Regions from separate parts of the Homo sapiens genome. Here region 1 is linked to region 2. The links are chromatin contacts, found by Hi-C or POLR2A ChIA-PET in ENCODE. All regions are on one chromosome and are shown on one strand. Each heading gives the region's core, a stretch centred on a gene start or an enhancer-like site at or near the end of the contact. The rest is flanking DNA. Distances are from core to core; before and after follow the strand shown. Region 1 has its middle 45 kb from the start of TTC39A-AS1. Region 2 holds the start of OSBPL9 (oxysterol binding protein like 9).

Region 1 (3,792 bases), core at 986-3,485, 330 kb after region 2:
GGGAGATTTTACAGATGAATCTGGTTCCTGGCCTGTAATTTAAAAACAAACAAACAAAAATGGCAACATTGAGCCTCATTCCCATGAGGCAACAATCAGCTAGAGCTAAGTCCAGGCTACTTTAAACACTTCTGTTACCTTTCTGGCCCCTAAAAGCATCTGAATTTGCAACCTCTAGGATTGTTAAAGTGAGAACTCAGGTTCAATGACCAACACCAGGTTTTACTCTTCACTTTCTGATGTCAGCACACTTCAACCTAACCATTTCCCCGTAGGGAAAATCATGCACACAGTAAAAATATTCATCTGTGAAAACGTTACTCCCCAAATGCATGAATGCAGTTTCTACGAGAGAAGAACCAGTTAAACTTTCCAATCTTCTAGGATTGCTGTATTTAACAAACACGAGTATCTGCCAAGGGTCTGGGTTAATATATAAAGATCCAGTCGGTCGGGCACGATGGCTCACGCCTGTAATCCCAGCACTTTGGGAGGTTGAGGTGGGTGGATCATGAGGTCAGGAGATCGAGACCATCCTGACCAATATGGTGAAACCTCGTCTCTACTAAAAATTAAAAAATTAGCTGGGCGTGGTGGCGCATGCCTGTAGTCCCAGCTACTTGGGCAGGAGAATCGCTTGAACCCAGTAGGCAGAGGTTGCAGTGAGCTGAGATCGTGTCATTGTACTCCAGCCTGGCGACAGAGGGAGACTCCATCTCAAAAAAAAAAAAAAAAGATCCAGTTGACCAGCCTCCTATGGGTGACATCGAATGAAGTAATGGGTTTTAGGCAAAATATATTATTAGGAAAAAAAGCAAAAAAACCCTCACCCAAGATTATCTTTTCCAATGAGTATTGTCAGAGTAGAAATGCTATGAAAAAAAAATCTCTCATATTATTAGAATGAAACAAAAGAATGTCCTCCATAGAGAGTAATCCCTTTGCAAGCTATCTCTTCTCCAAAGCCTGGATGCTGGGAGACCAACCTGTTTCTAGGCTCCTGGACAGGACAGGGTGAGCGGGTAGAGACAGGCTGCAGGAGGACAGGCCTCCATGGCTTCCCCACATGTTGGAATGTTGCCTGCTGCTGTATCAAAGCAGCACTACTCACAGGACACCAAACACATACTTTGGAAAATTGCAGTTTACAAAAAAACTCATTTCGGGTGCTTTTTTTTTTTTTTTTTTTTTTGAGACAGTCTCGCTATGTCACCAGGCTGGAGTGCAGTGGCGCGATCTCAGCTCACTGCAACCTCTGCCTCCCGGGTTCAAGCAATTCTCCTGCCTCAGCCTCCTGAGTAGCTGGGATTACAGGCATGCGCCACCATGCCCAGCTAATTTTTGTATTTTTAGTAGAGATGGGGTTTCACCATGTTGGCCAGGATGGTCTCGATCTCCTGACCTCGTGATCCACCTGCCTTGGCCTTCCAAAGTGCTGGGATTACAGGCATGAGCCACCACGCCCGGCCACGGGTGCTTTCATTTTAAAATTTGGTCAAGATGATTTCCTCGTCAACATTTGCTGTTTATTTCCTCCTGGGCTTTGTTAATTAATCCTATGTCACTTTTACCTCTGCTGCCCTGATAAGATAAATCAGTGGGTTTTGCCTCCTGTACCCCACCTGCAAATTCTGAGATAATCTATCAAATATATACATATACATACATATGTGAAGGACAATGAAAACACTGGGTTTCTAACATCACCACATCCTTATGCAAGGGCGTTTTCAAGAAAGTGAAAATTCTGTCATAGGCTCTCAATGTCTTATTTGAGTCATCTGTGGTCACTGCTTCTCTAATAGTGCAGACCTTCCCAGCACATCTGCCATGGAGAGGCCACAGATCAGGTGGAAGGTTTGAGCCTGGAAATAAGGAGACCTGAATTCCAGTCCTGACTTTGCTACTGATTTTCAAAGTAACCTTGGGAAAGTCACAGATCCTCTAAAAATGAGCAATTTGGACAAGATTAAGGCTCTTTCCTGCCTTCTACAGTTTCTTTATGGGTTTTCATCTGCAAAATGAGGCAACAGATACACTTCCCTACCTTTCTGCCAAAGCCTTGTGTCCCTAAGCAATTCAACCAGAAATAATAGACTTCTTAGGGGCTCTACAGTAGCCAGAACACCCAGAGAGCAAGTAATCCTCATTTAGAGAAAGTCTAAATCCTGTGCCCCAAGATGAATTCAGTTGTTAGGGAAGTAGCAATGATGTAACATGATCTGAACAGGTCCTTGGCAACAGAAAGTCTACCTCAGCCTCTCACTGATCACAGGCCCTCAGAATGGCAGAGTGGCTTCTAGCAGTGTGCTGGGCCCTCAGCTCTCCCATGGGTTGGCAGGTTGCCCTATTCCTTATCTCTTGAGCCAGAATGGGAGTGTTTCCAAGACAGTTATCATTCACAGCAGAAAGCCACAACCTGACATCAAAGCCAGGATCCTAAAAGGCCAACACCAACTCAAGATTTGGCTGAGGTCCAGGTGGGAGATTCCCAAGTGAAGAATGGCACCAAGAGGTTTTAAGAAAGCCCCAGTGTGCTGAGTACTAGAACCATTCAAGGAATCAAATCCAGACCCTTTCCTCTGGAGTTACTCCCAAGATCATTTCTTCTAAGATGATGGGAGTCAACAGTCTTTTCCTTGTTTACTTCAAATTTAAAGCCTAACAGTGCCTTCTCAACATCCTCAGCATCATCACACTAATTCAGTAATAAATGAGAGGTGTCTGGATTCTGCAATCCAAGCAGCAAATGGGAACTTCTCACGCCCACCCTCAGATGCAGCCTTCCAAGGTCGGAAAGTGCCTTCTGCTCGGGTTAGCACGGCTCCTTTGAATTCCAGTGCAAAGTTCATTACTGATTAATAGGCTAGGTCCACAAACAAGAAACCTCATTTGGGGACTCGAAAACTCCATCTCTAAATGAGTAATCTATGACTGCTTCCACTGTATAAAGTCAACTGTTAAGTGACAAAATAAGAATAGAGCCCTTTGGGAAGACATAGAATGAACTATTGAAGGTCTCTATGGACTGTTAAAAGTTCATGTTTGGCTGGGCGTGGTGGTTCACGCCTGTAATCCCAGCACTTTGGGACGCCGAGGCAGGTGGATCACAAGGTCAGGAGATTGAGACCATCCTGGCCAACATGGTGAAACTCGGTCTCTACTACAAATACAAAAATTAAGTGGGCGTGGTGGCAGGCACCTGTAGTCCCTGCTACTCAGGAGGCTGAGGCAGAATTGCTTGAACCCGGTTGGTGGAGCTTGCAGTGAGCCGAGATCGCGCCTCTGCACTCCAGCCTGGGTGACAGAGCGAGACTCTGTCTAAAAAAGAAAAAAAAGTGGATGTTTAATCAGAGACATCACAGCTAATGTCTCACAAATGACTAGATCAGGTTTGTTTTTCTTCCTCCACATTAAACACTCCAGAACATCAGACACCAATATGCTCTGGGGAAAAGAATAAAAGCTAGTATTTATTAAATACTCATTATGTGCCAGTTGCTATTCTAAGTACTTTACATTTATTTAATCCTCATAATATTTACATAATCCTATGAAGTGGGGCCATTGTCATTTTGCAGATGGCAAAACTGAGGCACAGGTAAATAAGTTGCCTAAGATCACACAACGATTATGCAGCAGTAAGATTTGAAGACAGGCTGCTGAACTCTAAAGCCTGTACTTTGCTACACTGTTGGTCAAGCTGTAAAATCCTGTGTAAAGTTAGACCCAGCTTATACTGACTCTTGGGCCACTGTGAAAATGGAAGAAGTACTGACTAATAGCTCAACC
Region 2 (4,417 bases), core at 962-3,461:
CTCAGCTGGGGGCCTCTCCAGTATGGTCCTAGATTCAGATCCACACAAATTTGGGATTTGTAAAGTAACTTAACTGCATAGTGTCACTCACTGAAATCACTCTATCTTGAATAGAGTTTACGGGATTTTCTGATTATCACATCTACTTAAACCCAATATTACTTTTCCTTTATCTAAGCCATGGGTTTCATAATTCCAGAGTTTTCAGGACATAATATTCAGTTGCCTCTCTTTCATGCCCACCTAAAGACAATCTTGAACAATGTGTTTAAGACTCATTAAGGTTTAGTCTTTTTCCCTTTAAAAACTATGTAGAGAAAGAAAGCTGATAGTTGAAGGATGATGAAAGTAATACTTTTACTCTTGCAAGCTTGCCTTTAGTAACTCACAACTTACACTTTTCTCCTTCCTGTAGTGAAAGCGAAGTTTAGTAGAAAAAGTCAATAATTTGGCATCCTGATTCCATCACTTAGTGCTATGTGATGTTGAGCAAATTGCTTTAAAAGCCTGGAGCCTCAGATTTCAAAACTGTAACTGGGGATATTAAATGGAGATAATGAATAACCACCTTGCAGAGTTATTAGGAGTGAAATGAATTAAAGGACTCACCAAGCTAGTATATAAGCTCCAGAGAAGAGGAACAGTGAATGTCTTTTTTACTGTCTATTCTTGCTGGCATGAAAACGCACATAGCAGCTCAATAATATTTTTTAAATGAACAAATAAATTCAGTGTCCCCTTTCTCTCATCAACCTTAATCCTTCTTCCATAATCATGTTTTTCTTTCTGTCTTCTATTATTTTCTAAAGCTTTCTGGGCATTCTATTTTGTCCTCTTATGTATTTTCTTCCCTCATATCGGCTATCGTCAACTATACACCATTCAGAGAAAGTACCTTTCTAAGTAAGTTATCTCCCTAATACCACCTACTCTCCATATCGAATGCGATGAGGGTGGAGGGGATAGTCAAAACATAAGATTCAAGGCCGGACGCGGTGGCTCACGTCTGTAATCCCAGTACTTTGGGAGGCCGAGGCGGGTGGATCACCTGAGGTCAGGAGTTCAAGACCAGCCTGGCCAACATGGTGAAACCCCGTCTCTACTAAAAATACAAGAATTAGCAGGGTGTGGTGGCGCATGCCTGTGATCCCAGCTACTAGGGAGGCCAGAGGCAGGAGAATCGCTTGAACCCGAGAGGCAGAAGTTGCAGTGAGCCGAGATGATGCCATTGCACGCCAGCCTGGGCAACAGGGCGAGACTCCGTCTCAAAAAAAAAACCACACACACACACACACACACACACACAACCACGTAAGATTCACAGCAATTCATCTACTTTTCCACGGCCACCAACTCATGTTAACAACAGTGAAGCCCTGAACCCAGAATGTAACTGTAAGGGGACACTGCACTATCACTTGTCTCTCTTCGCTGACAAGAGTCTCGCGTGTAGGAAATCCTTGGCTCTCAAAAGTTAAGGCGTCGTTTGAGCTCGCCTCCCGCTAAATAGAGGGGTGCGTCCCTTGAATGAGACACACAACCTGAACCGACTGGAGGGATTTCGGACCCCCTGGTGTTGCCCGAGGGCTGGTCACTTTTGGACCTGTCCCGGCTCCTCTGGCCACTCCTCCGAGGAAGCAGAGCTCTTCAATCCCTGGAGGGAAGCTAAGGGGTGCGGCCGGCTACAGGGCCTTGGTGGGACAGTGTAAAGTCCATGACAACATATGAAGACAGCATGAACCGCAAGACTGGACCTTTTAAGCCATGACTACGATCACCCTTACCCGCTCACAACCATGCTGGACCCCACTACCGCTTAATAGCGGACCCTAAGAAAGAAACTTGGCTCACCCCCAACCCATAAATCAGACAGCTAGTTTCTATTTATTGGCTGCGCCCCTCTCTCCCTCACCCTCATTGGCTATCCGAGACGTAAAACCCTCCCCAACAAGGGAACCCTCGCGTACGGCGGCACCCCCAGACTAGCAACCTCAACTCAGCCACCTAAAACCCCGGTCCCCCACCTCCACCCAGGAAACGCGGCCCCGAGGCGCCTGGAGCTGTGCCCTCCAAGGACTCACCGTGTAGTAGGAGAGCAGTCCTGCATTGTAGTCCAGCACGAACCAACGGTACTGCCAGCCCTTCATCACGTTAGTCCATTTGCTCAGCGGCCCTTCCATGATGGACGCCATCTTGGGAGCCGCCAATGACAACAAACGGCCTGACGTCACTCGCCTATATGGCATTCAGCATGCGGGGGGCGGGGCCGCAGGGGGCGGGGCGGGTCCTGGGCGGGTCCTGGGCGGTGCCGGCAGATGCTCCAGCGATCAAGTCAAACACGCTTTCTTAGGGCGCCTATTGTGTGTAGGACTCCATGCCACGGATGCGAGAATGCAAACGTGAATACTGCTATTAAGATTATTTATAATCTGTCATGGGATTAGAGTAAAGAAAAAAGATTATGAACATATTAATAAATAATTTTACTGGCCATGATACCTTCCACTTCCAAAAGATTTCATATCTGATATTCATTTATGCATTCATTCCACAAATCCATTCATTTAATAAATATTCGCTGTTTTGTGCTAGGCATTCTTCTAGACATTGGGGATACAACAGAGCCTTCATGACAGGTGAGGGGAATGGTAAAATAAATAGTAAATTATATCGTACATTAAAAAATCATAAATGCTATGGAGAAAAACATAAGCAAGGAAGGAGAGAGCGCTGGGACTGCTATTTTAAATTCCCAAACAGGGAAGGCCTGAGTGAAAAGGTAACTTTTAAGCAAAGACCTGAAGAAAGCGAAGGAGGGAGCCTGGTGGAAGAGCCTTCCAAGACGAAGGAATAGCAAATGCAAAGACCAAATGTTAGGAGTGAGCGTGGCATCTTGAGGGATCAACAAGGAGGTCAGTGTGCGTGGAGCAGTGAGCCAGGGAGAAAGTGGTGGGAGATAAGGTCAAAGAAGTAGGGATAGATCACTAACAGCCTACAGGGGCAATTTAAGCATTTATTGGCTGGGCGCGGTGGCTCGCACCTGTTATCCCAGCACTTTGGGTGGCCGAGGCAGGCAGATCACTTGAGATCAGGCGTTCGAGACCAGCCTGGCCAACATGGTAAAAGCCCATCTCTACTAAACATACAAAAATTATCTGGGCGTGGTGGCGCACCCTGTAGTCCTAGCTGAGGCACAAGAATCACTTGAACCTCGGAGCCGAGATTGCATCACTGCACTCCAGCCTGGGTGACAGAGCCAAATTCTCTCTCACACAAAAAAAAAAAAAAAAAAAAAAAAACCAAAGGATTTATTGACCACCTACTATATCTAGGCACTGTTGGAGGTCCTGGGAATACAGCAGTGAATAAGCTCTCTCAGAGCTTAAATTCTGTGGTGAAAGCAAACACTAAACAAGTAAACAAGAAAAATATCCAATACTGATTAACACTGCAAATAATTTAATAAATTATTTTAATAGGAAGTCAGTGGGTAGCTAATTTATAGGGGGTGGTTATAGGGCAGGCCTCTTAGGAAGTGGCTTTAAACTTAGATATGGAGGATAAGAAAAGGCCAGCCGTGCAAATATCAAGAGAAAGAGCTAAAAAGGAAACTAAAAGATGAGGCACTAGCTGGAAACGGAGGTGTGGTCAAGGGAAGGGCTTTCTTTGTCCTTTTTTAAAATTATTATTTAGATCGAAGACACTAGAGAATATTACTTTGCTGATTTTCAAGAGAGGGAAAAACTGGGGACATCCTAGAGAAAAGAGAGAATAGCAGCAGTGAAGCCCTTCATAAGATTGAGACCTCTTTTTGTGTTGGCAAAACACTGGAATAAAATACAAAAAAAGAAAGAAAGGAAAAGACTGAGACCCCAAGCCCAAGTGCAAAGGTTGACTTTTGATACTAGCAGAGATACTTTATCCAAAGTAACAAGAAAGAAGAGCAGAGAGTATGGGTTCAGATGCCAGTGGATCAGTAGTTAGATGGTATAGAAATGAATGAGTTTCTGTTTTTTTTGTTTGTTTTGTTTTGTTTTGTTTTGTTTTTTTGAGATGGAGTTTCACTCTTATCGCCCAGGCTGGAGAGCAGTGGCACGATCTCGGCTCACTGCAACCTCCACCTCCCAAGTTCAAGAGATTCTCTTGCCGCAGCCTCCCAAGTAGCTGGGATTACAGGCGCTCGCCTGGCTAACTTTTGTATTTTTAGTAGAGACGAGGTTTCACCATGTTGGCCAGGCTGGTCTCAAACTCCTGACCTCAGGTGATCCACCCACTTCGGCCTCCCAAAGTGTTGGGATTACAGGTGTGAGCCATTGCGCTGGGCGGAGTTTCTACTTCTAGTTGAGGAGAGGCTCAAAGCTTAGTACTTAAGAATGTGGATCCTGGTGCCATAGTACCAGGGTTTTAATATCCAGAT

What was found. Hi-C counts contacts between places; a loop is a spot of excess contacts on that map. ChIA-PET counts read pairs that join two places held with the same protein, here RNA polymerase II (POLR2A). Pooled maps may share reads with other maps.
Region 1: a pooled map shows a loop between it and region 2 (5-fold over the local background). The contact joins the enhancer-like site here to the promoter of OSBPL9 in region 2. A Hi-C loop is called at or near these places in 1 of 37 single-sample maps with no recorded cell type and 3 of 50 pooled maps. POLR2A ChIA-PET finds 5 or more read pairs at or near these places in 1 of 52 experiments (PC-3).

What each region holds. Positions count from the first base shown.
Region 1 is chr1:51,283,239-51,287,030 of GRCh38, reverse strand. No RefSeq gene overlaps it. Among named protein-coding and RNA genes, the nearest start is that of TTC39A-AS1, 45 kb to the left of the region's middle. Within about 2 kb of position 2,235, at least 2 of the 41 ENCODE cell types and tissues checked have a DNase peak (open chromatin) inside an H3K27ac peak, as active enhancers do.
Region 2 is chr1:51,614,886-51,619,302 of GRCh38, reverse strand. It overlaps OSBPL9 (oxysterol binding protein like 9), which reads right to left and starts at 2,211. Exons shown (of 24, transcript NM_024586.6): 1 at 2,082-2,211. The coding sequence starts at 2,192. It overlaps LOC105378719 (a long non-coding RNA gene), which reads left to right. Exons shown (of 3, transcript XR_947339.4): 2 at 2,593-2,636. RefSeq lists enhancers at 698-1,605, 1,606-2,514.